Linked DNA regions of Homo sapiens: region 2 is linked to region 1. Evidence: read pairs that join two places in POLR2A ChIA-PET (ENCODE). Cell type or tissue: A673. All regions are shown on one strand. Each heading gives the region's core, and the rest is flanking DNA. Links, peaks and the distances in the headings are about the cores only. Region 1 has its middle 62 kb from the start of ADGRG2. Region 2 overlaps ADGRG2 (adhesion G protein-coupled receptor G2).

Region 1 (16,390 bases), core at 4,244-12,243:
TTAGTAATTGGACATTTTCTTATTGATGAAAGAAGATACATGAAAGTGCATTGAACTGTAAAGCCCTTCATAGAAGAGCAAAATTGTTTTTTATGTTGTTGCTGCTACTATGTGTGGTGTAAACTTCAGGAAGGTAGGAGAGGGCCGTGAAATAATCACCATGTTTGTACATGAGCACATGTGAATTGGAATTGCTGGTTCAGCCACTGAGTGGTTATCACTGGGGCCTTGCCTTAGCTGAGCTTATGTTTTATGAAAGGTGGAAGGATCAGTACACTTCAGAAGGAAATTTTGTAGATTACAGGAGCTAATGTAAATGGTGCTTGGCAAGGAATGAGCCATTGGTAAATAGCAATTACCCTTCTGTATCAGTCAGCTAATGCTATGTTGCTGCTGCATAACACACAATCCCCTAAATCTTAGTGGCTTACCAAAATGATGTTTATTTTTCTCACTCATGTGTCTGTGGATTGGCTGTAGCTGCTGTGTTTAATGCTGCCTGCAAGTCAGACTGAGTATATGTGTCTCATTCTGGAGCCAGCAGATCTCTGGGGCATGCTCTACTCATGGTAGATGACAGGGCTGCAAGAAGGCCCTGGCAGAAATGCCTAATGCCTTTTAACAATCCAGCCCAGGGCCAGGTGTGGTGGCTCAGGCCTGTAATCCTAGCACTTTGGGAGGCTGAGGTGGAAGGACCACTTGAGGTCAGGAATTCAAGACCAGCCTGGGCAACATAGTGAGACTCCATCTCTACAAAAACAATTAAAAAAAATATATAAGCCAGACATGGTGGTGCATGCCTGTAGTCCCAGCTACTCCGAAGGCTAAGACAGGAGGATGGCTTGAGCCCAGGAGTTTGAAGCTGCAGTGAGCTATGATCGTGCCACTGCATTCCAGCCTGGGTAACAGAGTAAGACCTTGCCTCCAAACAAACAAACAAATGCAATTTAACCCAGAACTTATTCATTATCATTTCCTCCCACTTTCAGAGCAAGTCTTATGGCCAAGCTTAAAGTCAATGGGACAGAGAAGGAAGCATGCTCTCCCAGTGAAGCCCTGGCACAGTGAAGGGAATAAGTGGAAGAACTGTGAGTATATAATGTCTCCTGCCACATTGCCCTTCCTTTCTCCAGGGTGGCAACAGAGCAGAAAAGAGGGGTAAGTATGGAGGAAGGAAATAGCCGGCTCCCACAGGAGCTCCTCCATCTGCCTCATTTGTGAGAGCTTGTTTGGCCTCATTTGTAGAGGTGCTCTACCACTCACACAGAGGAAGAAAAGCCATTCTCTCTTGTAGCCACCTCCAAGTGTTTGTGATGAGGGACAAATGACTCAGGGGCCATCCAGAACTCTAGAATTCACCAGAAGCCTCCAATCTCGCTTGCATGAATACATCGAAACTGATTTTGAAAGAGAAACAGAAACAATACCTGGTGAAGTCTGGCAAAACAGACTATACTATATACTGATTGTCAAAATAACTGGGTCTTCAACCCCTTCCTTTTAGCCTTTTGACGTGTTTTTAATATGTAGATATCGGCCAGGTGCAGTGGCTCATGCCTGTAATCCCAGCACTTTGGGAGGCCGAGGCGGGCAGATCACGAGGTCAAGAGATCGAGACCATCCTGGCCAACATGGCGAAACCCTGTCTCTACTAAAAATACAAAAATTAGTTGGGCCTGGTGGTGCGCGCCTGTAGTCCCAGCTACTCGGGAAGCTGAGGCAGGAGAATTGCTTCAACTTGGGAGGCGGAGGTTGCAGTGAGCCAAGATCACTCCACTGCACTCCAGCCTGGCAACAGAGTGAGACTCTGTCTCAAAAAATATATATGTAGATGTCATTTATGAGTATTTATTCTAAATGACAATTAGTACTCTGATATATAATGGTGGTAGGCTAAGAACCCTTTATTTGAATCCTAACACTTTATTTGAATTTCAAAACTGGGTGAGTTAGGTGACCCCATCTCTACTATCTAACCAGAGAGTTCTGGCCAAACGCATAATGTGCTTAGTAAAGCATTACCAGACATGTCCTTGCATATTCGCTAATTGCGAGAGGAGTTTGGTGACAAGATCAAAGGTGTTTAGCAAAATACAACTGTCATAATTGAGGATAATTCTGAATGTATTTCAAGATATCAAACCATTTTCAAGTCAACTCCCTGAGGATCTTTGTTGAAGGATGTCAGGCTGGGTTGCATTGTTGCAGATCTTAAGTCGAGCTACAGCATCAGGCTTCTCCAGGAATGGTTTCTGAACTACCAACGTCAGAATCATCTAGGGCTGTTGGTTAAAAATGCAGATTCCCAGGCAAACTTCAGATGTATCAAATTGGAATCTCTGTGTGCAGGACCCAAGAATCTCCATTTCTTTATGCACACCAAGGCTTTTGTATCAAATCTATGTAGACAGAGGCCCCACACATCTTTGATTCCAAGTATATTGGTTGTGGAAAAGGTGAGGTTTTTATAATGCCAGATTAATCAGTCTCACCAATAAACACAGCCAAAGGATTTTTCCCATTATTAGTAGTATTTAACTTTTTTAAAAAAATTAATTTTGTTAACATGTCCAACTAGGGTGCTGCTGTAACAAGACTTTTGTGCTTTTTTAAAAAAAAACACTACTTGAACATTAGAAACCATATTTTTTCATTCAGACCTCAACTTTGATATTAAAATAATCATTTTGGCTGGGCACGGTGGCTCACACCTGTAATCCCAGCACTTTGGGAAGCTGAGGCCGGTGGATCACTTGAGGTCAGGAGTTCAAGACCAGCCTGGCCAACATAGTGAAACCCTGTCTCTACTAAAAATACAAAAAATTAGCTAGGCGTGGTGGCACATGCCTGTAATCCCAGTTACTCGGGAGGCTGAGGCAGGAGAATCGCTTGAACCCAGGAGGTTATAGTCCCAACTACTTGGGAAGCTGAGGCAGGAGAATTGCTTGAACCCAGGAGGTGGAGGTTGCAGTGAGCCGAGATCGTGCCACTGCACTCTAGCCTGGGTGACAGAACAAGACTCCATCTCTAAATAAATAAATAAATAAATAAACAAACAAACAATTTTCCTCCCATTTTCTCAAACACCAATGGCCTACAAAACATATATAAACATTGAATGAAAGAAAAGCAAGTTGAGACACAATTATTGTGAGGAATCGGGGAGGGTTTTATTCATGTATTTAATTTAGTACATTCTTTTTCTGACAGGAAAAAATTTTTCCTGCCTTTTTAAGGTATTTTAGGTGCATGAACTCGCAGTAATGAAAGTGGTGTAACCATCTAAGTTGGAAATATCTTTCCTTTTCCACTTAGTAAGTGCATTTTAATATTTTTTATCCATATGCATGGAATAATAAAAGGCATTAACTGCTTCAATAAATAAATTAAATGGAAGGATGGTTCTGAGAATTGAGAGAAATAGGGAAAACAATAAGAACAAGAGGACAGACTCCCCTCCCTTTTCCACCTTCTTTCACCTCCTGTTTATAACATTTGAGGTTCAAAGCCTTTATCTTAATGACTTGCCACTTTCAACTGTGTGGAAAATGAATTTGAATCATTTAGAAGATTCTAAGAGTTCCTTACCTTAATCACTGAACACAAGATGCAAAAAGGTGTGGAAACATCTGTTGCCCAGATTAGGAATGTTAACCAGGATGTTGCAAAAAAAAAAAAAATCTATGCCGTTATCGGGCCTTTAATCCAATTAGCAAATACAAGTCATTCTAAAAGACTCTGGCAACCGTTGCTCAGAGAGGGAGAAAACCTACAAAAGATATGCAAAAAGGAGAATTTGAGCATCATGAAATTTAAGAACTAGCAGAACTACAGTAGGAAATTATAAGAAGCATGAATTTAAGGCTTTTGTGTGTTTGGGCTCAGTTTTTTCATTCTATTTTATAAGTAAAGATTTTTTTTCGAATGGCAAAAAAAAAAAAAAATATGTTTTCTCCAAAGTGATTTCAAGGGAAAAGATTTCCCTATAAAAACAGCAAGATCTTCCCTGACTTCCCTTCCCTGATACTGATCTTCCCTGTATACGTGGGATTTTTTGGTGTGGGACATTCAAGTTTTCAAAGGATTTCTCATCACTTACATTTCACTCAAGCCCTCATGGGTTGGGAGGATGGGTAGAAACAATTACATCTGCCATCCTCTGATGATGGGCAGGTACAGCTACCTTATCACAGGGCTGAAGTGTCAACAGTTGTGATACGCTCATCAAGCATTTGTTTCTATTTTGAGCTTTTCTAACCTGTTTGCCTCAACATATTCTCCAGCATTTTTCAGAGAGTTGTTGGGGGCAGGAGAGCCCTGGGATTTAAGCTATAACATTTCTTGATTCATAAACAGATTTGTGGAGTCTTGATAAGTAAGCAACAATGAGGAAGGGGCCCCAGGTGGAGGAGGGCCTCAGGTGAGAAAGAACAATGAATAATTTTCCTGAGACATGGCTAATCACAAACAACCTGTGGGTACAACCTTGTTCCACATGTAGCCCCCTCCAGCAAGACCCTATAAAACTTCCCTCCAGCCCCTGCCTCTTTGCAGATAGCCCCTTCTCTGCTGTGCTGCCCATTACAGCCTTGCAACATATTTTCTTACCTTCTTTAAGAAATCTGCCTTTCTTTACCTACTACTGTCTTGGTAAATTCCTTTATCACCTAGGCCACCGGCCCCAGATAGTCACTACCCATGACAAGATTGTAGTGTCAAAGATTGTGTGCTGTAGCTGGACATAAAATGGCTCCATCTGTGTAGTTGCACAATGATTTTTTACCCTCAGCATCCTGCAACTTGGGATATTATTACAGGATTCCTGAAGGGAGGGTCTGATTGTAACCAATCAGGTTACCATTAATATTATAATAATACCGTAAGTATCAATGGAACGACATTGGAACATTCAGGCAGGCGACAGGCTCTCTGCTTTTACTGTAAAGGTACTGAGAACCATTTCTGGTTTTGGTACACATCTATGAATATTTAAATTTTGGATTTCTCCACTAGTGTCTCAATGACTGCTTCTAAAACGAATCCTACGCCTTAAAATTGGCCTACATAGATATTTTGCCTAATTGAAGAGTGGAAAGTTTTTACCCTTATTTGTTCATTTTAGCAAAGACGACTGCCTGAAGGACTCCAGGCTTGTGTATACAATTGTAACTAGAATAAATAGAGCACAATTCCTGGCACACATACTCTCAATCAATATTTGCTGAATGAATGAAAAATGGAAAAATAGTGGCTTTAAACTAGACTAGGGCAACAAATTTGCACACACATACACACACACAATTTTTGGCCATTGTAGGAGTGAATTGGAATTCATTAAGATATAAAGCCGAGTTTCAAATAGAGATAAACCAATTGATATTTTATTCCTATGATGGCATTTAGAAAATCTCCCATGACTCTCTGAATCTGTACTGCTCCCCGTCCTCTTAGTGAATTGCAGTCACTTGGTCTCTCCAACATAGATTGCCAAACCTTCGAAAGCAGAAATTTTGTCTTACATCATCTTTAAAGTTCCCACAGCACCTAATTCAGGGCAGTAGATCTTTTTCTTTTTTCTTTTCTTCTTCTTCTTCTTTTTTTTTTTTTCCTGGAGTCTCACTCTGTCACCCAGGCTGGAGTACAGTGGCGTGATCTCCAGTCACTGCAACCTCCACCTCCCGGGTTCAAGCAATTCTCCTGCCTCAGCCTCCCAAGTAGCTGGGACTACAGGTGCACACTGCCACACTCGGCTAATTTTTTTGTATTTTAGTAGAGGTAGAGACAGGGTTTCACTGTGTTGCCTAGGCTGGTCTCTAACTCCTGAATTCAGGCAATCCACTTGCCTCAGCCTCCCAAAGTGCTGGGATTACAGGTGTGAGCCACCGCGCCCGGCCTCAGGGCAGTAGGTCTAATACACACTTGGATATGGGTTGACCTATGCCACATGGGGTTTTTAGAAAATCAAAACTATAACTAAAATTCAGGGTTGTAGTATGTTAGTGTAGTTTATAGTAATTATTACTGTGTATGTGGGGTTTCTTGGTGTGGGACATTCAACTTCTCAAAGCATTTTTCATCACTTATGTTCTCACTCAAGCCCTCATGGGTTGGGAGGGTGGGTAGAAACAATTACATCTGCTATGCTCTGATGATGGGCAGGTACAGCTACCTTATCACATCACCAAACCATTGGCTTGACTTGGTGCAGACAATTGATCTGTTGTTTTGGAATTACACAGACAGAAACTGATAGTAGGTTATGCTGCAATACTCCATGTTGGATATTTTGCAGTTAATTGTGTTGAATGGTATTCAAATAATAGGTAGCTTTTATTGGGCACTTCCTCTGTGCCAGGGGGGTATTCCTTCAAACTCTCTATAGAGGAGGTACTTTTATTATCCCCATTTTTCAGATATAGAAACTGAGGTTATGTGACTTAAGTCACCTTATGTGAAGGCCATATAGCTAGTAATGAAACAGTGCTAGGATTTGAACCCAGACCGTGTGGTTCCTGAGGCTTCTCTATCTAGGGTAATGCAGCAAAAAGTAGCTTCTTCTTTTTTTCTGTAAAATTAAGGTAAATCTCCCTACCTTATTAGAAAACAAACAGGTTCTAGGGCCCCCAAGACATTGGAACAACTTAGATAGAAATTGTGAAATTGCATTATTTCTGTCCTGGGTATCTACTCTGACAAGACCTTGGCAAATCAATCCAATCCAAGAGAGAGGTCCAGTGCGAATCACAGGTAGACCCCATATTCTCCAAGTGACAAAAAAGACCCCAAAGCAAACATGTTCTGCTAAATTCAGTCGTGTGTGTTGAACTAAATGTGGCCAGTCTTCTAGGTTTGCTGACAGCTGTCCAGTAACCAACAGAGTTGGTTTTCTGTAGTCTGCTGCTAATTCTCTGTCAGCTGGTGCCCCACTGGCAGTCTCTTTTAGCCAGTTTGCTTCTTGAAGCTAGATGAAGCATCCTTAAAGAAATGGGCTCCTCCATCTTGCTACTTGCAATTACTAGTATTAATCAATGAGTTTGGGAAGCTTTCTGTGGTCTGCAGGCCATGAGCCAGTTGAGAGAGAAAGGAGAGGGGAGGAGGTTGATGAAATGACACCAAAAGTCCTTGAGAATGTACTGGCATTAGAAAGGCTTTTAAAAGCCAATCACTAGTTCAATGTGATTAATTATCTTAAAGTAGCTTGTAGAGTGTTTCCTGAGCAGCATTTGAGGTCACTTCAAACGAAGTAAATAAGCCACAGCTAAAGTGCTGACATTTTGTAGAGAAAAGACAAACCACTAAAAATGTCCACCCAATTTCCATTACTTACTATAAATTATTAGAAGCAAGGAACGTGTTTATCGATCTAAACGCTAAACTATTAGATTAACAGTGGCTCAAACTCTATTTTCTTTATTCGAGCTGATTAGCCAGAGGGATATTCAAAAGTTTGCCCTGAGACAGAGAGAGAATCTCTTTAGGTGAGAAGCTGTTGTTTCTCATCTAAGAGCAAGGACTAAATTTCTGTGAAAGCAAATCAATTTTTGCCTTCTAATCACTATTGGGTGAGCTCTAGGGCCTTGAAACTCAAAATTGGTCTGGGACTAGCAACATCAGCATAATCTGGGAACTCATCAGAAAGGTAGCATTTCAGTGTCCACCTCAGGCCTAACTAAATCAGAATCTGCATTTTAACAAGATGTCTGGGATTCATTGCACATTACTGTTGGAGAAGCACTAGTCGACGCCAACGTAAATTGTTACTTAAACATTTGCTAGAAAAGGTAGCTGGTTAATGAAAGGAGAAATGCTACCTTTCCTCAAAGATCTATCGGTGGTGATAAACTTGCTTCTAGCCATTAATCAGCCTCAGAGTCAAAACTTAATAGGCCCTATGGCCACGTGGCCAACATGAGCACAAAAGCCGAGTCTGAGTTTGTTACGTGATATTCAAAATGCCAACTAGAGGCACACTTCAAAGGAAAAACTTTATGGAACAAATGTTTTAAAAGCCTTTTTTATGGCTAAGGTTACCAGTCACACAGAGTTTGCCAAGGTGATACAAAACTGTAAAGGTCTAAGATGCACTTGGTCTTGGGGGTACAGAGTTCAGGAAAAATCAGCTAGAGCAAACACTGAGCTCCCGCCAGCCAAGGCGAAGACGTCATCATGGAAGACTGATGCCGAACATCTGGGTCAGCTTGGGCAGCACCATGCAAAACCGTTTGGGGAGAAAGGCGGTGTGAAAATGTTCACACCCACAGCTTAATTTAGGGAAATTTTCTTAGTTTATTTGATACCAAGTGGACAAATTTCATTTCTCTATTGGGATTCCTTTATTCAAATGCCCTGTAAAAGGGAAAAATTGTTTTCTCCACTTTTCTTTGTTTGCTCCCAGGGAAGGTTTAATTGCTTACCCTGAGGTTTTTATCTGGAACAGGCATGAAGAGACGCACCCCATGGAATGAAGAGCCGTGCAGGCGCTGCCTGAGTCGGCAGAAATAATGGGCTAAAAATAGGCAGCAATCTCTAACTCGTCCAATGACCATAAAGGCATACCAACTAGAAAATACTCCTAGGAGACCAGTTTTTGCTTCTGGCTAACAGCCCAAATCACCCTTTAGTAAGTTCATTAACAAACAAAGCATTTAGTTTTCCTTTAAATTTTTCATGAGACAGAAAGTGTGAGCATTTTAACCAATAAAATGATTTTTTTCCTTCCCTGAAGCAAATTCACGTTTTGATCTTTGGAAAACACTGACCGCTTTCATGGGAAAACTCCTGATTATAGAGACATTTTGCTTGTCTTATCACAGGTCATCTTAGAACAAAGGTTTAAATGAAATGGACTATCAGAGTCCATTGGTCTTTTTTTATGTTTGACCTGGTATCTTGTTTTGCTGGGTTGGTGAAGATGGGGTTGAGGAAAACAGACCAAACTTTTCCTTTTAGTCAAGGAACAATCTTGTGCTTCAAAACACACAAACGAAAACAGCCTCCAAGCAATTCATCCAAACCTACCTGGACTATTTGCAGTGCAAAGGTAGTTGTTATTACCGTCCATTTACCTGCTGGAGTGAGTGCCTTTTGCATTTGAAGAGCAAAGAGGTGATAGCGTTACCATGTTTGCAAAACTATGAGAGAAAGGTTGACAAATAATTTATAATCACTTTACCAGCAAAGAACACATTTGTCAGAGCATTTGGGGGCTGCTACTTATGTCGTCTATTAACAATTCACAAGGTGCAGTAGGTGGCCTCCAGGTTGGTCCCCAATGATCCCCACCTCCTGATATTGTGTGATCCTTTATCCCGAGAGTGATGGCTGGCCTTTGGTAGTGACTCGTTTCTAATGAATAGAATAAGACACGAGTGATGGCATGTGACTTGAAAATTGATTATAAAAGGCAGGGTGGCATGGCTCTCTCTTTCTCTCTTGTTTACGCACACACATTCATCATCATCATCATCATCATCATCATCATCATCATCATCTTCTCAGGGACAAGCCAGCTGCCATGGGTGAGCAGCCCTTTGGAGAGGCCCACAAGACAAGAAACTGAGGCCTCCAGCCAACAGCCACATGAGTATGCTTGGAAGGGGAGCCTCTAGCCTCGTCAAGTCTGTCTGAGATGGCTGGAGTCCCAGCTGATGCCTTGATGGTAGCCTTGGGGGAGACCTTGAGCCAGAACCACCCAGCCAAGCTGTCCCCTGATTCTTCACCCACAGAAACTGTGAGATAATCGATATTCTTTAAGATGCTAAGTTTTGGGGTAATCTGCTACACAGCAACAGACAATTGACATACAAGGGCACTATGCTTCTTCTAGATTTATCGTCTCATTTATTCGGCAGGTATTTATTGAGAGACTACTGCATGCCAGGCACTACCTAAGCAGAGGTTAATCGTCTGTTGAACATGAGGAACACATATTAAGGGATTCATGGCTTCTAGGCACTCTCTAGACAACAGAGAGAAGGATTTCACACTTGGAAATTTGTGTTTGTGGCAGTCATCTTTGGAAATACAATCTACTATTTCCATTTGTTTGACCATTTTTATACATTACAATTTCTAGCTACTGCTATAAATTTGCTATTATTTAGACATTAGTGGCTCAATAAATATGTGTAGATTGAATGCTTCTCTATGACTTGTGCCTACTTATGGACTTTAAAAATGAAGATGACCCTACATGCCTTTCTCCCTTACCCTGTATATGTACTCAATCATTAGATCTTTCCAATTCTCCTTTCTAAATTCATGGGCCGGGTCTGGTGGTTCACACCTGTAATCCCAGCACTTTGGGAGGCCAAGGCAGGTGGATCACTTGAGATCAGGAGTTCGAGACCAGCCTGGACAACATGGCAAAACCCCGTCTCTACAAAAAACACAAAAATTAGCTGGGTGCAGTGGCACGTGCCTGTAGTCCCAGCTACTCGGGAGGCTGAGGCACAAGGATCGCTTGAGCCCTGGAGGCAGAGATTGCAGTGAGCGGAGACTGAGCCACTGCACTCCAGCTTGGGTGACAGAGTGAAACCCTAGCTCAAAAATAAATAAATAAATAAATAAATAAATAGCATCCATGTTCTTCCCTCCTTCACCATCTCCCTTCTGCTCTTTCAGTTCAGGCCATTTCCCCATCTCTTTTTGGCATTTGCTTACTTTCTTGGTATCCCTGCCTCTAGTCTTGCTGCTGCCCCTCTCTGCTGCACCCTGCCAGCAAAGTGATGTCCTTAATATGCAGATCCCATCCTGTTTGCCTCCTACTTAGAACTGCTCCATGGTTCTTAAATTATTTGTATGGATTTGCGGCAGATCCCTGCCTTGATGTCTGCTTTCATCACCCACCATTCCCCCTGTTGCCCTTCATACTCCAGGAGCCTTGAATGATTTATGATTCCCTGAACGTGCTCATCAGGCCTCTGTGGTTTCATACATGCAGTTCCTATTGCCTGGAACACTGGCTTATCCACTGTTTGTGAGAATCTCTTATTCCCTGCTACTGATTTCCCCTTTCCCGTGAACGGACAGCGATAAGTGTAACACACCTGCCCTCTCCGGCTCTGGGGTTAGAGAGAAGTGACTCAACTGATTAGTGAGCTTGGAAAGGCTGCAGCGAGTTGACCCAGTCCAATTCGGCCATTCTTCAGTGGTCAGTCTGTGGTGTTTCATTTGGGTAAGCTCTAGCAGAGAAAAGTAGGATGCAGTATACATCCCCACCCGACAACCTAGCTACTAGGTGGTCTGTTCTAACAAAAGCCAGTCTTAGAACAAATCCTACCAAATGTCTGTTTGTCAGCAAGTAGGCACAAAAACATGGTCTCATAAACTCGTGGGCGTCCCACTCTCTGTCCTTGTGCATTCCAACAGGCACCTTACAGGAAGGGTTCACTCCAAGATGGGTGCAACAAAATTCTGATGATGGGACTGGCCGATCCTATAGTTAAGTCTCCAGCTGAGTCCTCCATGACATGGCGGGCATAGGACCCATGAGAATTTCAAACCAGGCTACTGCTCCAAAGATATTAGATGACTCAGCTTGCCAGATCCTTATACTTCGTTTGTGCAAAGGCAGTTGGGCCTGCAAAATCTTTCTAGACTGATATATCTTATATATATATGCACACACACATATACATAGATATAGATCAAACGCCAGTCATTTACCAATAAAAAGTATTTATAACATACATATTATACGTATTAACAAATTCTCTGGTTATAGATTTAGATAACAATATTTGCAGCACTTCAACATCTCTGGAATATGGATTTCTGAGTAGGTATTTCAAGTTCTAGCTAACTACCTCTAGGAGTTAGATTAAAGTTTACTTATACACACATGCACATTTATATCACACTATTCATACCATACAGACAACATGTGGGCATGTATTGTGCACCCTGTCCTTTTTGGGTACAAGCTGCCCCCAAGGAGTCACCATTTTCCACTGCTCCAGAGGTAGGCTCTGCCCCTGCAGTGGGCAAGGTCTGCCCTGGTTCAAGGATGCTGGGTGGGTGGTCAGTCTAATTTGGGGGGTAAGCATTGGCAGGTGGAAGCCACCTTCTCTAATACCAGTCCTATCAGTCATAAAGATGATATTTTGTTCTCCAACTGCCAACTTCTTTGTCTTTGTCCATGAGTGATTCAGGTCTCAAGTGGGGAAGGGCTTTCTATTGGGTCCTTTCAAACACTACAACTTCAACCTGGCATGCTCCTAGCCCCTCTGAGAAGCCTTCCCTGGATCCCTCCTGGTAGATCTCTAAATGTTTTATAACTGTTTCCTGCTGACCTTCTCCCACACCCACCCCACTTAAAAGTAGAGCCCTAACTATTTGCATCTCTGTGCACCTAACCTCTGCATCTCTGTGTCCAGCATCTAACACACAACCTGGCTGTCTTAGTCAGTTCAGGCCACTATCACAAAATATCATTAACTGGGTGGCTTATACACAACAGAAATTCTCACAGTGCTGAAGGCTGGGAAGTCTAAGATCAAGGCGCTGGCAGATTCAGTGTCTGGCAAAGGCCTGCTCCCTGCTTCACAGACGGTGCCTTCCTACCGTGTCCTCACATGGCATAAGGGGCAGGGTTCTCTCTGGGGTCCCTTTTATAAGGGCAGAATCCCAGTTCATGAATCCTCTGCCCTCATGACCTTATCCCTCCTCGAGGGCCCCACTTTTTAATACCATCATCTTGGAGGTTAGGATTTCAACATCTGAAATTTGGGGCGACACATTCAGGCCACTGACCATTCATAACATGGGTACATGGTAGGTGCTCAGTGAATGTTAGTTTAATGAATGAGTCATTGTTAGCAGGATGTCCTCTTAGCAGGGCCTTTCAAGAGTGTTGGTAAATGGCTGTCACCTCAGTACCAATCTGCTTGAAATAACAGGACCAACCTCAAATGATTCAGGCCAGCGTAAAGAGTTTCCTAGAACTGATGTCTCTTATAACTTTAACGTTTGTTAACTGAATGTGTTGGTTTATTTGTCTTTTTCATTATTCATTGAGAGTAGTGACTAGGCTTTGTTTTGATTTTTTAAAATAAAATACACGGCCATTTCATTTAATGTTGGTTTATCTGGTGGCTAATAAATTACTTGATTACTTTGTCTTTTTCATTATTCATTGAGAGTAGTGACTAGGCTTTGTTTTGATTTTTTAAAATAAAATACACGGCCATTTCATTTAATGTTGGTTTATCTGGTGGCTAATAAATTACTTGATTACCAGGGTTTTGGGGACATTTTATGGTCCATTGGCAGTTCTATTAAAAAATTAAAAAGGGAAAGACTCCATGGTCCATACTGACTAAATGTTTTTTGAATAAGTTATGAATTCTTTTAAAATGGTAGCAGTAAAGTCACAGTTTTCAATATTATATATAAGCAGCTGATAATGTGTTAGTTAGCAACCTCTAAAGCCTTTGACTCCCATTTTTTTACCCACCGATTTCATTTAGTTGTGCCATTTGACGTTCTTAGCTAAAGCATAAATTCCATTTTTAAGATACCAAGTTTGGGCCGAGCATGGTGGCTCACGCTTGTAATTCCAGCACTTTGGGAGGCCGAGGTGGGTGGATCTTTTGAGGTCAGGAGTTTGAGACCAACCTGGCCAACATGGTGAAACCCCGTCTCTACTAAAAATACAAAAATTACCTGGGCGTGGTGGCGCGCACCTGTAATCCCAGCTACTCAGGAGGCTGAGGCAGGAGAATCACTTGAACCCGGGTGGCGGAGGTTGCAGTGAACCAAGATTGCACCATTTTACTCCAGCCTGGGCAACAAGAGTGAAACCCTGTCTCAAAAAAAATGCATTAAAACATGATTGATATTGATGACTAAGTGTTTTTGAGCCCCCTTCAATTTTGCACCAGAGGTCAGTGCCTCACTTGTGTCACCTGAGTCCTGGACCTGTTACATTGGATGTGCAGCTAATGAACGTCTGCTATTGCTAAGCACTGTGGGGACATAGCAGTCCTTGCTTTCAAGGAGCTCACAGCTTCATTTAGAAAGACAGGTGGGTAAGGAGAGATTAATGAAGACAGTGGCAAAAGCGTCGAGATAAAGGTAAACAATGGAGGCAATATCAGACGAGACTATGTATATACAAATCAGAGTGTTTCCTCCCAACATGCTATAACACAGTGGTTATGAGTGCAGGCCAGAGCTAGATGCCCTGGGTTCAAGCCCTGCCTCTTCCAATTACTGGCTCTGTAATCTTGGACAAATTATACCTTAATGTCTCTGCATTTCAGTTTCCTAATTTGTAAAAGCGAGCATGATAATCATACCTACTTCAAAGGGTTGTGTGGATTAAATGAGCTAAGGCATATAGGGTCTTGAGAATAGTGCCCGGGCTGGAGTGAAAGCTCAAAAATGTTAGCTGTAACTAGAATGCACTCATTTTCAAGCAAGGAGGAGCTCTACCAGATAAGATGAAAGCCAAGTCTCTTCTAAGCAAGCTGTAGGCGTTGCGGTGATTTTGATCTTTCTCTCATTTATCACTCTCTGTCTCAAGCCACTTTCCTTTAGTTCCAGTTGAGCAGGAAAAGCTATTTCATCCTTGGCAGTTCTTCCAAATTCAGTAGACTGTGACCGAATCATTTAGAAAGTTAATGGACAATTCCTGGCTCATGGACAAATGTACAAATCCTCATCATTTTTTTTTTCTGAGCCTTTGATGTAAGTAACGACAAGTGGGCACTGTAATGTTCCCCCTTCGAATGTACAGGGACTCTTTTATTCACATTGTTTCACAGGGAGACCAATATGTGCCCTTTGAAGGGGGTGAACATGACCCTCCAGTACCTTTGAAATCCTGAGATTACAAGCACAGGGCGAAACTGAAATGCACATTTTTCCTTTTTATTGCACTGATTAAGTATAAGGAGATAATTTGCTTTTTCAGCTTAGCAAGACTCCATTCTAGTTTGGGTCAACTGGATGTTCTGAGAGGATTTGAGTACAAGCCCTCCAGTCCTCATTTATTCCTACACACATCTGCTCTGATTGCATGAAGAGTATCACACCGTTTAAAAAGTGTTCCTCTGTGTTCCCAATTGTCTAGAAATTTAAATATGGACTGAGTGATGGATGACATTTGTAAATTGTTAGTTTTGTTAATTGTGAAGATAGCATTGTGGTTACAAAGAAAACTCTTTTTCCTTCCTTCCTTCCTTCCTTCCTTCCTTCCTTCCTTCCTTCCTTCCTTCCTTCCTTCCTTCCTTCTTCCCTCCCTCCCTCCCTCCCTCTCTCCCTCTCTCCCTTCCTCCCTCAGATGCCTATTGCAGTGAAATGACATGACAACTGACATTTTGAGATTTGTGTTGGGGGATGGATACCTGAAAAAAACAAGAACAGCAATGTATGAGTTGTTGTTGAATCTGAATGGTGGGTATGAAGGGGTTACTTGCCTTCTCTACTTTTGTGCCGTTCTGGAAATTTTCCCAAGTAAAAGTTTTAAAAGCACATTTTTTCAGTTTCAAGGCACTAATTCTCAATCTTGCCTCGGCCCTCTGGGCAGCTTATTCACACATCCCTCCCTCAACAATGGAAGGTGGTTTTCCTGCCAGTGTGCTGGGGGTGGGGCGGGGGGGGGTGGGCGTGTTAAAAGTGTGGCTGAGATAATGACCCCCCCTCAGCCCTTGGAGCTACCAGTGGGACCTAAGGCAGAGGGTGGGGCTCTGAATGGCCAGAATCCTGCACTAGTAGCCTAGAGCCACGAGTGGCCTCATCTATGTGTCCTAGGGTTCAGATAATTGTCACTTTCTTCAAGAGCCATGTGGTCAAAAAACACTGGTTCATGATTGTTCCCAGTTAAGATGCAAATATCCCCTGGGAGGGGTTAACTCAACAAGCTAGTTTCAACTCGTAACACCTCAGGTGTTTCCAGATTATTCTTAGGGCTCTGGCTGCCCAGGGACACCTCCCTCCAGTGGTAGGTGAGTTTGGGACCTTGAGGAGCCAGGGTGGGGTAAGATGGTGGGGAAGCCTGTGAGCTGGTCGCTGGGCTCCACCGTGAGTAGGCCTGAAGGGAGGAGGAGAAGAAAGATGCTGAGAAGTTGGGAGACAGATGGTGGTGGGAGGTACTGTGGGCAGGAGTGTCCTAGGGAACCCCAGGAGGAAAAAGTCCTCCAGCCTCACATTGTCTGATTCCCACCTTCTTCTAGGCTTCTTCTAGCTTCTTCTAGACTGCTGCACAGCAGCGTCATGTCATAGTTCCACCTGGAGGACAAGTAATTTCTTGAAAACCTTCCTAGGGTTTATGTGAGGCCAAGGGTTCGAGACCAGCCTGACCAACATGGTGAAACCCCATGTCTACTAAAAATAAATTAAAAAAAAAATAGCCGGGCATGGTGGCACACACTTGTAATCCCAGCTA
Region 2 (16,390 bases), core at 3,052-11,051, 76 kb after region 1:
CAGCCTCCTCCGTGCTTATGTTCCTCACCCAAGCCAAGCGTTTGCTGTGCTACCTGCCCAGAACACCATTTCACCAGATAGTTTCTTTGTTTCATCTGAGTCTTCTCTAACCCTCATTCTAAAACCGTACTCCCCACTTACCACAGGAAGGGTCCATTCCCTTATCCCACTTTTGTTTTCTTTATATCACTGTTACCTGCAATTATGTTATTTAGTTATTTGTTTACTGATGCTGCGTCTTCTTTTCCTTCCTGGAATATAAGTTCCAGGAAGGCAGGGACTTTGTGTAGTTTGCTCATCATTGTGTTGTCAGGACTTAGAACAGTGGGACGTAGTAGGTGCTTTATCCACGTGTCAAATGACCGAATGAATGAGCCTAGAATATAGATAAAATCTGACACTTGTCCTAAGAGAAGTATAATGTGCCCTGCCTTTCTGTTCCAATGTTAGTGTGGAAATTTCTTTAGGTTAAGCGTGGAGTATTTTAATGTAAGCAGTTCATTAACCAATACACACTCACCTGGTATCCACTATATTTCTGACACTCTCGTAATAATAATGATAGCTAATATTTACTGAGCAGTTACTACCCTTATTGCTTTACATCTATTAACTCATTTAATCCTCCCAACCTCTTGAAGCAGGTACAATTCTCATCATTTTACAGATGAGGAAACTGAGGTACAGAGAAGTTAAGTTACTTGTCTAAGGTCATACAGAAGGTAAGCAGTAGGTCCGGGGTTTGAATACAGACCATCTGATTTCAGAGCCTGTGTTCTTCATCACAAGCTCCTAGCTAGAGCAAGGAGTGCGCACAATTCCTGACCTTTGTAAGCCTGTCACGTTTATGGCTTAGCATAGTGGTTCTCAACTGGAGGTGATTTTTGCCTCCCAGGGGACATTTGACAATGTCAAGAGACATTTTTAGTTGTCATGACTGGCAGGGTTTGGAGGTGCTACTGGCGCCTAGTGGGGAGAGGTCGAGGATGCTGGTAAACATCCTACAGTGCACAGCACAGCACCCTCACCCCAACAAACAGTGATCCGGCCCAAGCATTAATAGTGCCAAGGTTGAGAAACCCTGCCGTGGCACAGTGGTTCTGAAAGCCCGCTGCCCACTGGAATCACTGGGGGAGCTTGATAAATCAATACCGATGTCCAGGTCTTGTTCCTGACCTTAATAAACCTCAAATGGACCTTCAACATGGCCTGCAGTCCTACCATGCTTGCCTAGTGGGTTTGTTTTTCCATTCTCCAAAACAGTTGTTTGACACCTTTTATTTCCTCTGCCCCTCCTAGATCAGTTGCTGATTCTGGCTCATTCAACAGGAGCCTCCTCATAACCCACTACCTGGACCCCCAACAGGCCCATATTTGTGCAAATAAAGTGTTCCCCAGTGCCACTGTGAAGCTGTGACTGAAATGCCCCTAATGGATCAAAAACTGGCTGCTTTTCTGGGCTCTGGGTCCCTCATCCTCTTTGTCTTCTCAGGGACTTTTTTTTTTTTTACTTTTTTTTTTTTTTTTTTGAGACAGATTCTTGCCCCGTCGCCCAGGCTGGAGTGCAGTGGTGCAATCTCGGCTCACTGCAACCTCTGCCTCCCGGGTTCAGGTGATTCTCCTGCCTCAGCCTCCTGAGTAGCTGGGACCACAGGTGCCCATCACCACGCCTGGCTATTTTTCTTTGTATTTTCAGTAGAGATGGGGTTGCGCCATGCTGGCCAGGTTGGTCTCGAATTCCTGGCCTCCGGTGATCCGCCTGCCTCAGTCTCCCAAAGTGCTGGGATTACAGGCGTGAGCCACCGCACCCGGCCTTAACGTTTTATTTGGAAATAATTTTAAACTTTACAAATGAGCTGAACATTTTTTTTAAAAAGTACAAAGAACACCCCATGCCCTTAATCCAGATTCCTCTGTTGTTAGCATTTTATCCTGTTTGCTTTATCATTTACACTCTTGCTCGTGTACCTAGGATTTTCCTGAACCATTTGAAGATAAATTTCATGCAGCAAGAACTTTAACTCCTAAATCCTTCAGTAGGGATTTCCTAAGTATAAGAATATTCTCTCAAATAATCACAGCGCTGTTATCAATCTCAGTAAATGTTTTGATAAGATACTGTTATCTAATCTGCCGTTTGTATTCCAATTTTGACAATAGACCTGATAACATCCTTTACAGCATTTTTTTCCTTCTAGTACAGGATCCAGTTTAGGGTTGTTGCATTGATTGATTGATTGATTGAGATAGGCTGGAGTGCGGTGGCACAATCTCGGCTCACTGCAACCTCTGCCTCCCAGGTTCAAGTGATTCTCCTGCCTCAGCTTCCCGAGTAGCTGGGACTACAGGCACGTACCACCACTCCCAGCTAATTTTTGTATTTTTAGTAGACATGGGGTTTTGCCATGTTGGCCAGGCTGGTCTCAAACTCCTGACCTCAGGTGATCTGCCCGCCTCAGCCTCTCAAAGTGCTGAGATTACAGGCGTGAGCCACCGCACCGGCAGGTTTAGAGTTGTTGCATCTAGTTGTCATGTCTCTTAGTCTCTTTTAGTCTGGAACACTTCTATTGCCTTTCTTTGTCCTTTGTAACGTTGATTTTTTTTTTTTTTTTGGTTTTTTTTTTGTTGTTGTTGTTTTGTGTTTGAGACAGAGTCTCACCCTGTCGCCAGGCTGGAGTGCAGTGGCGCGATCTCGGCTCACTGCAACCTCCATCTCCCGGGTTCAAGCAATTCTTCTGCCTCAACCACCCGAGTAGCTGGGATTACAGGCACAAGCCACCACACCCAGCTAATTTTTGTATTTTTAGTAGAGACGGGGTTTTACCATGTTGGCCAGGATGGTCTCGATCTCTTGACCTCGTGATCCACCTGCCTTGGCCTCCCAAAGTGCTGAGTGCTGGGATTACAGACAGGTGTGAGCCACCTTACCCGGCCTTTTTTTTTTTTTTTTAATAGAACATTAATCATGTCTGGTTTGTCTGATGTCTCTTGTGATTGGACTCAGGTTATGCATTTTTAGCCTGAACACTGCGTGGATGACATTATATCCTTCTCAGGGTATCTTATTTTGGAGGCTCATAATGTCCATCTCTTCCTCATTGGTGATGTTAATTTTGATCACTTGGCCAGGGCATTGTCTAATTTCTCCACTGTGTAGTTATTGGTTTTTCTTTCCAAATCCACAGTCTGTGGGAAGACACAAATATCCTGCTCAAAATTTCCCTCTAGGGCCAGGTGTGGTGGCTCACGCCTGTAATCCCAGTACTTTGGGAGGCTTACTTGGAGGATCAGTTGAGCCCAGGAGTTCCAGACCAGCCTGGGCAACATAGTAAGACCCCGTCTCTACAAAGAAAATTAAAAAATTAGCCAGGCATGGTGGTATGTGCCAGTGGCCCCAGCTACTTGGGAGGCTGAGGTATTAGGATCACTTGAACCCAGGAGATCGAGGTTGCAATGAACCATTATCGGACCACTGCACTCCAGCCTGGGTGACAGAGCAAGACCCTGTCTGAAAATAATAATAATAATAATAATAATTCCCTTTAGATTTAGCATCCAGTGATGATTTTTGTATGATCTATTCTTTAATATGGTTGAAAATAATAATTTTCGACTCTAGTATTCCCTCCACATTTGGTCCAGAGCCCTTCCTTCTCCCCTATTTATTGATTGATTCATCTATTTATTTTTGGTATCAAATAATTCATATTTTCAAAATAGGTCTGCAATTCATTACTATACTTAATTATTTTAGTGCACAAATTGTAAAGGACTTAATTATGCATTGTTTCCTTCTCTCTTTTCTGCCTAATGAACTCCTCTCTCCCTGTTCTAGATCATTCCCATCAGCTTACAATCCTGCTCTAATGTCTAATATCTTCATCAATTCCATATTCTCCTCCACTCATTCCCCACCCCCATTTCTAGTCACTCCTTCTCAGAAGATCTTCTTAAAAGGATGCTCATATTTTATCACACCACATTGTCAGTCCTCAGTATATCCACATTGGCAAATACAGCCATCACTTCTTTACTTACCATGTTTTACTTGGCGGCAGCATTTGACAGTCATTCCCTCCTTCTTTGACCACTTTCTTGTTGTGGCCTCCAGTATCCTACGCTCTCTTGGTTTTCCTATCTTTCTGGTAGCTCATTCTAAGTCTCCTCATCCTCTCTTCTACCTATGAAGGTTGATGTCCCTCCAAGGCACTGGGAACTGTTCTTCTCTTTCTACCTACTCTCCTGGGATGAGCCCATTCATTCCTATGGCTTTCCATTCCATCTAGATGCCAGTATCTCCAGTTGTGACCTTTCCTACACTTAAGACTTAATAATTTGCATGAATCTCTAAGAGGCATCTCAAACTCAATATTTTCCAAAGCAAAATCCTGATTCCCTGTCACCCTCATGCAAAACCTGATTCTCTCCCTGTGAAATCCATCTCAGTCCATGACATCACCATTCACTCCATCGTTCAGGCTCCACACCTACTAGTTTCATGCCCCACATCCAACCCATCAACAAATCTTGTCAATTTGGCTTCTAAACCGTATCCCAAGTCTTCCCACTTCTCTCTACTCCTACTATTCCACTATACTTCCATCCTTCTCCGTCTCTTTCTTGGATGATTGTAGTGGCCTCCTAGAATCCAATATCCACATGGCAGCTAGAGTATCTTCTTAAAAGCATTAGTTGGATTGTGTCATTCCCTACTGGACTATGGAAGTCTGCCATGTTCTAGTCCCTGCCCCTCTTCTATCTCTCTTGCTGACTGTGCTTCTTTATTGATTCTTCCAGCACATTAACCTCATTTTAGTCTTTTATACTAACTGTTCTGCCTGGAATGTTCTTTCTGTCCTCTACTTTATCTTCTGTTTTTTTGTTTTTTTTTTTTGTTTGTTTTTTGTTTTTTTTTGAGATAGAGTCTCTCCCTGTCACCTAGGTTGGAGTGCAGTGGCGCAATCTTGGCTCACTGCGACCCCTGTCTCCCGGGTTCAAGTGATTCTTGTGCCTCAGCCTCCTGAGTAGCTGGGATTATAGGTGCATGCAACCACACCCGGCTAATTTTTGTATTTTTAGTAGAGAAGATGGGGTTTTGCCATGTTGGCCAGGCTGGTCTCAAACTCCTGGCCTCAAGGGATCCACCCGCCTCAGCCTCCCAAAGTGCTGGGATTACAGGCATGAGCCACCGCGCCTGGTCCCTCCTTTATCTTCTTATTGCTGGTTCCTCATCATTCAGATCTCAGTTTAAATATCTCCTCTTTGATGACCTGATCCAAAATAGCCACCAGGTTACCTTCTATATCATCTCACCTTACTCTAATTCTCAATGCTGTATTTATTATCTGTTAATTTCCTTGTTGATTTGTACATTTATTGTTCTCTTCTCCTCCTTCCACCCTCCTCACACTAGAATGTGAGCAGGGTCCACATCTTTACCCCCAGTGCCTAGAATAGTATTTGGCATGTAGTATTCAATTTTGGTGTTTAATAAATATTTGATGAATAAATGATACATTTAATCCTTCATGCATGATTCTCAGCACATGGAAGATACTCACTAAATGTCCTCTTGTTGTCTTTCCCCAAGAGTACATTCTTGTGTCTGGGGCTAGTCTAGAAGTTTCCAGTGAAGACAATCATCTGATAAAGAGATTCATATTTCTGTGTTAGGATCCTGATTATTAGGGTTTCTAGACAAAGGGGAATTACATTTTACCAAGAAAAAAACAGTGATAGAATTCCAGGGATCATTAGTGTCACATTTTTCAGTGTGGGACTTTCCTGGCCCTCCTAACTACAAGACTGGTTCTCAGATTCCACAAAATCGACATGTTTTATCTTGGGATTCTGTCGTGTAAATTTTTGAAACACTTCATTTGGGAGGATCACGTGGATTTTTAGGTGGGAAGAAGGGGATAGCAAAGGAAGTGGCATTCTTCTCTGCCTTTGTTAATAGTATCATTTCCTGTGCCCATTTCAACGTTAGCTCTGGTATAACACAAGTGATAAGCCGTGTGTGTTATTGAAATCTGAGAAAAGGGCACCAAAAAATGTTTAGTACTTTGTACTGGTCTAAAATTCATGACTTGAATATGTGGGGAGAGAGTGAGGAAGATTGGGAAGATGTATACTGAAGTGGTTTCCCTTTGAGGTATTATTTGAAGATTGGTGTGATTTTTGGGAAAGCTCTTGTAGTGGATTTTAAAGCTTCCAGGAAAAAATCTGTACCAATGAACACGACTAATGATTTTGTCAGCAGATGATTCGCTTTTTGACAGAAATATACCACATGTTTTTGGGGTATTTGGAGAAACCATCACCCTTGACCCAGTAGGATTTTTTTTTAAACTGGGCCAAATGCTTATTGTATTCACAGTTCATACATGAGTCAAGAGCTGGGCGCCATTACTCAGCTTGTGATATTGATCACCTGTTCATCACGATTCATCATTTCAAGCAGCCATCCTTATGAAAGCAGGCAAGTGTGTCAAGTAGTATTTCATGGACATATTTAGAGCGTTCTTCTTCTTCCTTCTTCTTTCTTCTTCTTCTTCTTTTTTGAGATGGGGTCTCCCTATATTGCCCAGGCTGGTCTTGAACTCCTGGGCTCAAGTGATCCTTCTGCCTCAGCCTGAGTGTTACTCTCTTTGACTTATCCATAAAAGTGGATCCAATGTGTCTACATATATTTTTTAAATTAAACTTTTATTGAAGTACAAATTATACACATTACAAATGTACAGCTCAATGAATTTTCACAAACTGTGCATATCCCTGTCACCAGCCCCCAGATCAAGAATCCCACACAAGCAGCCTTTAGAAGCCCTCCTCTTGCCTCCTTTCACTCACTGCCCCCCAAGGGTGACTACTGTTCTCCCTCAAATGCCACATATTGTGCCTGTTCTTAAATTTCCTATATGTGGTACCAGACAGGCTACCTGACTTCTGCTCAGTATTGTTTGTGAATTTCCTCCATATCGTTGCATGTGGTTATAGTTGGGTGATTGTCACTGCCGAATAATATTCCGTTGCATGATTACCATGGTTTATCCTTTCTACTGCTGATGGCCTTTGTTTGGTTTCCAGCAGTTTTGGCTTTTATGAGTGGTGCTGTGGGTGATTCTCTTGCCTATCTTGTAGTGAACATATATGTGCATTACTACCAGGTAAATACCTAAAAGAATGCTTTAAATAGATTATTAATAGTTTTTATGGTTACTGTCAATTATTTTCTCCTCTGAATGCAATTAGGATTAGTAGCCACCTTTGGACATAACTCACACATCTGTATCCATAGACAATGATGAGACTTTCTTTCTGTAACTTTTTTTTTTTCTTGAACTCCTCAAGCAACCTGCCCGCCTCAGCTTCCTAAACTGCTGGGATTACAGGCATGAGCCACCGCACCTGGCTTTCTGTAACTTTTTTTATTAAGTTCTAGCATTAGTTGTTTTTACACTTTAATTTTCTTTTTTCTTTTTTTTTTTTTTTTTGAGACGGAGTCTCACTGTCACCCAGGCTGGAGTGCTGGAGTGCAGTGGCGCGATCTCGGCTCACTGCAACCTTGTGTCACCTCCCGGAGCGATTCTCCTACCTCAGCCTCCTGAGTAGCTGGGACTACAGGTGCGTGCCACCACACCTGGCTAATTTTTTGTATTTTTAGTAGAGACTGGGTTTCACCGTGTTAGCCAGGATGGTCTCGATCTCCTGACTTTGTGATCCGCCCGCCTCAGCCTCCCAAAGTGCTGGGATTACAGACGTGAGCCACCGCGCCCAGCCTATACTTTAATTTTTTTCTAATAATTGGTTTCTATGCTGATTTTTTCCTTTACCAACTACCTATATCATATCATCATTTTAAAATATCTTAAGAATTTTAGCTTGCTTTTTCTTTTCCTGCCTGCCCCCACCATCCCCACCCCCAGCTGTATTTCTTTTGAAATGAAAAAAAAAAAAAAAACAAAAAACAAAACTCCTGGAACTGCTGAATGTGTTTTGCAGATATAGAGGTAAAGGTTTACCACCCGAATAGCTTTAGAATGGTACAGGCTTATTCAGCACTGATTCCTAGTCTTGCCAAGGAAAAGTAAAAAGGACAAAGAAAGGAAGAAAGAAGGAGGGTTAAAAAACTAAATTATGCTTTATTTTGTGGTGTATTGGTTGACAGTAGTATTTTTCTCTGTCTCCTCTCAGCTAATCTGGTCATTTGACCAACTGGATAGAGCAAATATTGTCTGAAATGAAGCAAATACATTCCATTTGATTTTGGTGGGAGACAAATTTTTAGGCAGGGAAAACGATTAGCAGATAGTGTCATGCACAGCAGTGCCTTTCAAATGCCAACATGCAAAACGATTGCCTGGGGATCTTGTTAAAATGCATATGCGGATTCAGCAGGTTTGGGACTGGCCAGAGATTTCTGCATTGCAGCTCCTAGGTGAGGTGATGCTGCTGTTGGGGCGGGGGAGCTGCACTTTGAGTAGCGAAGCTTTAGAACATAGCTGCCTCCATGTTCCTGGGGATTATATGGAGCATTTGCCCGTTGCCCACTGATGGATGATAAACAGCTCTCCCAAGTACCCCTCTGGGCTTGTCCTCTCAGCACTGCCGGCAGAACCAGGTTGTGTGTAGCCTGCATTAAAGCAGCAGACAAAGCCCAGGGCTCTTCTTTTTTTTTTGAGACAGAGTCTCACTCTGTCACCCAGGCTGGAGTGCAGTGGCATGATCTCGGCTCACTGCAACCTCCACCTCCCGGGTTCAAGTGATTCTCATGCCTCAGCCTCCCGAGTAGCTGGGATTGTAGGTGCCCGCCACCACCGCCCAGCTAATTTTTGTATTTTTAGTAGAGACGGGGTTTCACCATGTTGCCCAGGCTGGTCTCGAACTCCTGGCCTCAAGCGATCTGCCCACCTCGGCCTCCCAAAGTGCTGGGATTACAGGCGTGAGCCACTGCACCCAGCCGCAGTGCTCTTTTTTTAACCTGGAATAGCAACTTCTTTCAAATCTCCCTCACCTGGACTCTCCTCAAATATCTCATAACACCTGAAGAAAAACCACTAACCTCAAACACACGCCAAACCGAAACACACACACACACACACACAAACACACACTATCCCAGATACTGACATGGAGAAAGGAGTGGGGTGGGGCAGGCATTAAGCCACTCTTTTTTCTCCTGGCTTCACTATCGCACACTTCCTCATTCATTCCAGAGCAACTAGGTGTCTGTTTCAACATCCCTGGCCCCACCATTATAGTACACACCAGTCACCTTCCAGCCACGAGCTGCACATTTCTCTGTGGGGGCCCTCTTTACACATCCATGCTGCAGGTTGGAAGTGCCAGGGAATTAACAGCTCCCACCCCACCCCAGGAGCAGCCTTCAACCAATGCCTGATGCAAGTCAGTGGATCCATACCCTCAAGTGGGATAATTCAGACCGGTGTTCTACACTGGCTCCCAGAATTCCCCAGAAGGACTAAACTCCCATTGCCCCCAGTGGTGACTGGCTTGATAACGCCATCTATTGGCTGCCTTCCTGCCCCAACTCACGTGTCCATTCTATCTGTGTTTCCTGGGGTCACAGCCCAGATAAACTACTTATCTCGAATATGTGCCAAAGAGTTACCTTCTTCTTCTTCTTCTTTTTTTTTTTTTTTTTTTTTTTGAGACAGAGTCTCGCTCTGTCGCTTAGACTGGAGTGCAGTGGTGCGATCTTGGCTCACTGCAACCTCCGCCTCCCAGGTTCAAGTGATTCTCCCAACCCAGTAGCTGGAATTACAGGTGCACGCCACCATGCTAATTTTTGTATTTTTAGTAGAGACGGGGTATTTCAGCTAATTTTTGTATTTAAAAAAATTTTTTTTATTATACTTTAAGTTCTGGGGTACATGTGCAGAACGTGCAGGTTTGTTACATAGGTATACACGTGCCGTGGTGGTTTGCTGCACCCATCAACTCATCACCTACATTAGGTATTTCTTCTAGTGCTTTTCCTCCCCTAGCCGCCCATCCCCCTACAGGCCCCCGTGTGTGATGTTCCCCTCCCTGTGTCCATGTGTTCTCATTGTTCAACTCCCACTTATGAGTGAGAACATGTGGTGTTTGGTTTTCTGTTCTTGTGTTAGTTTGCTGAGAATGATGGTTTCCAGCTTCATCCATGTCCCTGCAAAGGCCTATTTAACATGGCCTAAATAGCAACTAATTATAGTTGGATGATTGTCACTGCCAAATAATATTCCACTGCATGACTACCATGGTTTATCCTTTCTACTGCTGATGGCCTTGTGTATAATTTGTACTACAATAAAAGTTTAATTTAAAAAATATACATAGACACATTGGATCCACTTTCATGGATGAGTCAAAGAGAATAACACTCAGGCTGAGGCAGAAGGATTGCTTGAGCCCAGGAGTTCAAGACCAGCCTAGGCAATATGGGAAGACTCCATCTCGAAGAAGCAGCAGCAGCAGAAAAAGAAAGAAGGAAGAAGAAATACAAAACACATAATTTTTGTATTTTTAGTAGAGACGGGGTTTCACTATGTTGGCCAGGCTGGTCTCGAACTCCTGGCCTCAAGCAATCTGCCTACTTCGGCCTCCTAATGTGCTGGGATTACAGGCATGAGCCACCACGCCCAGCCTTGGAGTTACTTTTTTTTTTTTTTTTTTTTTTTTTGAGACAGAGTCTCGCTCTATCACCTAGACGAGAGTGCAGTGGTGTGATCTTGGCTCACTGCAACCTCCACCTCTCGGGTTCAAGCGATTCTGCTCCCTCAGCCTCCCAAGTAGCTGGGACTACAGGCACCCGCCACCACCCCCAGCTAATTTTTGTATTTTTAGTAGAGACGGGGTTTCACCATGTTGACCAGGCTGGTCTTCAACTCCTGGCCTCACTCAAGTGATCCACCCACCTTGGTCTCCCAAAATGTTGGGATTACAGGCATGAGCCACCACACCCAGCAGAGTTACCTTCTGAAGGAACCCAACTAAGGCAAAACTGGTCAACAGTCAGGAATTCCTTTTGTTAATTTTAATAAAATCCTATTATAAAAAAAGGGGGAGCCCCATGGGGTTTCTTCTGAGGGGCATCTCACCAGTATCTAGATATTTTGTCTGCGTGACACCAAACAGTCAGATGGCTGGAAATAAGCCTGATAATGGAGAGAATGCTTCTCTGTTCCCGGGCTGTTTTGGGATCTGGTCAACAGAGTTGATTTTCTGGACACCCCAGTCAAGCTAGTTCAGGTCTTTTTGACCTGTACCCAGAGGGTGTATCTCTGAGTTCTGCCTCAGAAGCTTGATCACATCCCGGGGGCTCCTACAAACCACATCCTGGCTGCAGCCAACTCCCTTCCACAGGCCTCCCTCACTGAGTTTCTCTGTGGTGGGTTCTCTGCATAGCCTCTTGGGATGAGGAGTCCTTCTCAGACCTTTACAGAACAGAGCCCCTGACACTCAGTTTCAAGGGCCTACCTACATCCGTTTCCGAAGCTTTGCATCGATGGTCACTGCTCCTCTTAGCCATGTCCTCAGCTTTCTCCTCCTCCTGCCTTCTTCCCCAGACTGAAGTGGATCTGAACCTTGGCACAATCTATGCCTCTTAGTGCATTTTAGGGGATTTTAGGGCTGCCTGGGCCCCTCTATATGTTCAGACGTGTGATAGGACCCAGCCTTTTCCCCTCAAGACCTTGTATTTGAAATTCCCCATTCTATGGTTTGTCTCATCTTTGGAACCCACAGCAGGCAGAGATGTTTGGGAGGGTGGCCTCACTGGGCACACTGTCCTGGATGTCTCACAGTTTTGCATACCTCTGCCAGGCTGTGCTGCCCCCAGGCCAGACTCCTGTTTCTCTGTTTGGGCATCTTGGGGGTCCTAATTAGACACTTAGTCCTTTGGATTTGGTATTTTGAGAGTACACGTGGTATCAACAGGGCTAGCTTTAATGTTAAAACATCTATTAAAACAATAAGGGTGGATGGCTAGGTGACTGCTACTGTTACTAAAAGAGGTCCCGATCCAGACCCCAAAAGAGGGTTCTTGGACCTCATACAAGAAAGAATTAGGAGCAAGTCCATAGAGTAAAGTGAAATCAAGTTTATTAAGAAAGTAAAGGAATAAAGAATGTTTGCTCCGTAGGCAGAGCAGTGGCATGGGCTGCTCGACTGAGAATACTTAGAGTTATTTCTTGATTATATGCTAAACAAGAGGTGGATTATTCGTGAGTTTTCTGGGATGGGGCAGGGAATTCCCGGAACTGAGAGTTCCTCCCCTTTTTACACTGTAAAGGGTAACTTCCTGATGTTGCCATGGCATTTGTAAACCGTCATGGCGCTGGTGGGAGTGTTTTTAGCATGCTAATGCATTATAATTAGCGTATAATGAGCAGTGAGGACAACCAGAGGTCATTTTTGTCGTCATCTTGGTTTTTGGTGCATTTTGGCTGGCCTCTTTACCGCATCCTGTTTTATCAGCAGGGTCTTTGTGACCTGTATCTTGTGCCGACCTCCTGTCTCATCCTGTGACTAAGAATGCCTAACCTCCTGTGAATGCAGCCCAACAGGTCTCAGCCTTATTTTACCCAGTCCCTATTCAAGATGGAGTCACTCTGGCTCAAATGCCTCTGACACTACCCTGTAACTTTCTTAGTCAACTTGGGCTGCCAGAACAAAATACCATAGATTGAGTGGTCTAAACAACAGAAATTTATTTCTCTTAATTCTGGAGGCCGAGAAGTCCAAGATCAAGATGCTGGCATGGTCAGGTTCTGGTGAGTTCCCTCTTCTGGGTTTATAGACAGCTGCCTTCTCACTGTGTCCTCAGTTGGCAGAGAGAGGTGGGGGAAGCGGGGAGGGAGAGGGAGAGGGAGAGACAGGTTACCCTGGGGGTTAGGGCTTCAAAATATGAATTTGGCAGGAGGGACACACAAGTCCACAGCAATAACTGTGCATGACTCCACCCCCATCTCCCCACCCCCACCAGTATCTCATCTGTTGATCTGGCTGAAATCTGAAATTCCACAATTAGAGATTCATTTCCTTGGTTTAAAGTGTTATAATTTAAATGAGCACAGAACCTGGTCGATGGGCCTCCATGCGAGGCCTTCTCCTGAGAGCCAGTGAAAAAGTATGAGGTCACTGGGCACCTACAAGTTGGGAATGGCCCCCACCTAGAAGACACAAAGAGTACTAAAGAGGAAATTGATTTTCTTCAAGTGAGGTGGGCTTGTTAACTTTGCCAAGGCCTGTCCTAGTCCTCAGAGTTATGTTCATATCAGTTCCTGCAAAATACCCCTTAAAATAAGAGAAATGAGTCCTTCATCTTGCTTTTTTGCATCTATGAGTGATGTGAAAGACATTGCCTTTTAAAGAGGGAGTCCAGGCCGGGCGTGGTGGCTCACACCTGTAATCCCAGCACTTTGGTCTTGAACTCCTGGGCTCAAGTGATCTGCCTGCCTTGGCCTCCCAAAGTGCTGGGATTACAGGTGTGAGCCACCACACCCGGCAATATTTTCACCGCAATACTTCATCTTCCTCCCCTACTAACATCCAAATGGTACCTGAAGTAAAGCGAGCCACTTCTTATGGCTTGTTATTGCTGGGAACAGCTGCTTGTGGATAATTAGCTCAGGCAATCAGAACACTGGGTCAGGAAATCAGGCACGTGGGTCTGACTCCTGTATGGCCTTTGCTCTTGGGGACCTGTTGAGGGTGGGTCACTGCTGGTTCAGTATGTGCTGCATGTGGAATTCCATCCCCTTTGAACCTGTACCATTAATGGGGTAACAGCTGGAGGTGCTTAACTTTGGCCCTGCATCAGTTTTCAAAAGTGCATAAAGGTAAGCACTATCCTGAAACTGTTGTTTATCTTTCTCATACATTTCTTTTTTTTTTTGAGATTGCGTCTCACTCTATGGCCCAGGCTGGAGTGCAGTAGCTCCATCCCAGCTCACTGCAGCCTTGGCCTCCTAGGCTCAAATGATCCTCCCATCTCAGCCTCCCAAGTAGCTGAGACTACAGGTGCACACCACTAGGGTCGGCTAATTTTTGTATTTTTTGTAGAGAAAGAGTTTCACCATGTTGCCCAGACTGGTCTCGAACTCCTAGACTCAAGTGATTCGCCCACCTCGGCCTCCCAAAGTGCTGGGATTACAGGCGTGAGCCACCGTGCCTGGCTATCCTTCTAATACATTTCTTTATATTTTCCTACATAGGAATATGTCCTTAAGCAAGAGAGAATGCTACTCGCATGCCTTTTAAGCTTTATAAGATTGGTGTGTTTTTTACTTTCACATTTTGCAACTTTCATCTCATTTAATACTATTTTTGTGAGATTGATTCTCTTGGCTACATGTAGCTCTAGCTCATTTTTCTTCCTTTGCTTTATCCACAAACCACTCCCAGAGAACAACTGAACTCACAGTTGCCAGGGTGGGGGAAGAGCAGGAATTACACACACACACACACACACACACACACACACACACACACACAATCTCATGATTAGTTGATTTGAAACACACCTCAAGCTATTCTCATAACTAAATCTTAATCCAACCAATAATTCCTTTAGATTTTAACCACTTAACTTTGGAAATTGTTTTATAAAGCTCTAGTTCTTCCATATGTTCACAACTCACAAAATTGGTTTTGCAAATAATCCTTTTACCCTTTGCCCGCGAGGAATCGCAAAGCTGAGTTTGCTTTCATTTGCCATCGCTTTTCTTCCCGTTTTCAGATGTCGTTATCTTTCTGTTTCCTTTTTTACTTGGCATAGATTTGCCTTCCTTTCCCAATAGTATGTCCAACTCTTTCAAAACCTCTCCATTCATTCAGCCATGCATTCTTTTCACATATGTTTATAACATCCCTAGTATGTGCCAGGCACTTTTGCAGGCACTGGGGACTCAACAGTAAACCAAGCAGACAAAACTTCTGCCTTCGGCAAAGAAGCTTATCTTCCAGTGAGTGAAGCAGACGGTATTTGAGTAAAATACACGGTCAGTTAGATGGTGTTAGGTGGTGTCTGTGGAGGAAAATGAATCTTGGGAAAGAGGCACAGGAAGCCGTGAGGGGTTGCAATTTTATATAGCATTTTTCTAGGCCAGGGGTTGGCAAACCATGGCCCAAGGCCCTCCATCTGTTTCTGTAAATGAAGGTTTATTGGAACAGAGTCACGCTCATTCACTTACATGTTTTCCATGGCTGCTTTTGCATTGCAACAGCAGAGTTCAGTCATTGCAATGGAGACCATTTTGGCTGCAAAGCCTAAAATAGTTCATATTTGGCCTTTTACAGAAAATATTTACTATTTGACCCTTTGCAGAGGAAATGCAGATTTTTACCTATGATAACTTTTGAGGATTCTACCCATGTTGTGCTTTTCAGCTTCTAAAGCGTTGTCAGGAACACGATGTCATCTGAGTGTTGAAGTAGTGTTTGTTATGAGGTAGGTCTCAGTAGCTTTGTTTTACAGGTGACTCAACTGAGGCTTGAAGGGGTTATTATGGTTGTCCAGGGTTGCTGACCTTGTAAAGTGGTCGTGTTTTTTGGTGTTTTTTTGAGACAGGGTCTTGCTCTGTTGTCCAGGCTGGATGCAGTGGCATGATCATGGCTCACTGCAGCCTCAACCTCCTGGGCTCAAGTGATCCTCCCACCTCAGCCTCCCAAGTAGCTGGAACCACAGGCATACACAACCATGCCCAGCTAATTTTTGAATTTTTTGTAGAGATGGGGTTTCTCTATGTTGCCCAGGCTGGTCTCAAATCCCTGGGTTCAAGGGATCCTTTCAGCTCAGGCTCCCAAAATGTTGGGATTACAGGCATCAGCCACTGTGCCTGGCCTAATGCTGGTGTTCAACTCTAAAAGCTGGTGCGTTTTCTACTTTCCAGTGACAAATACAACCCAGGTTTTTAGCGTGACGAGCTTCTAAGCACATGAAACACAGATAGGCAATCACGTGTAGGTGTCACGAATGTGGGCTCAGAAGCTCAGCAGCCCAAGTTCAAATGCTTGTTCTGCCACTTACCTTTGTGACATCAGGCAAGTTATTTAACCTCTCTGTGCCCTGCCTCAGTTTCCTTGTCTGTAAAGCAGTCATAATTGTATGCCTTCTAGGTCAGGTGGTGCTGTATCTTGGTTTTGCCAAGGCAGCTCTGATTTATGCCTGTTTTTTCCACATTAATCAATAGTGCCCCATTTTACTCTCACATACCCCCATTTGGACATTAAATTATGTGCATGCCCTAACCAGGGTCGTTGCAGAGATTAAGTGAGTTAATACAAATAAAGCAAGTTAATACAAATAAAGCAGTTCAATCCATGCTGTAGGAAGCATTTGCTAGACTTTGGCTGTTGTTTCTTGTCAAGGCCATGCCAGCCCATC

Evidence for each region. Peaks named below come from ENCODE experiments on the same cell type or tissue, not always from the same donor. Only the 100,000 strongest peaks of a DNase experiment are listed, where the experiment ranks them.
Region 2: POLR2A ChIA-PET joins it to region 1 with 7 read pairs; 1 of 35 experiments calls an interaction of 5 or more read pairs at or near these places.

The regions. Positions count from the first base shown.
Region 1 is chrX:19,176,063-19,192,452 of GRCh38, reverse strand. No RefSeq gene overlaps it. Among named protein-coding and RNA genes, the nearest start is that of ADGRG2, 62 kb to the right of the region's middle. In A673, for the core only: no CTCF peak of the experiment used is centred there; a DNase peak (open chromatin) is centred at 8,472; H3K27ac peaks cover 4,043 bases.
Region 2 is chrX:19,099,211-19,115,600 of GRCh38, reverse strand. All of the region lies in intron 1 of ADGRG2 (adhesion G protein-coupled receptor G2), which reads left to right. Among named protein-coding and RNA genes, the nearest start is that of ADGRG2, 15 kb to the left of the region's middle. RefSeq lists an enhancer at 7,979-8,608. In A673, for the core only: a CTCF peak has its summit at 9,526 (motif pointing left); a DNase peak (open chromatin) is centred at 9,490; H3K27ac peaks cover 693 bases.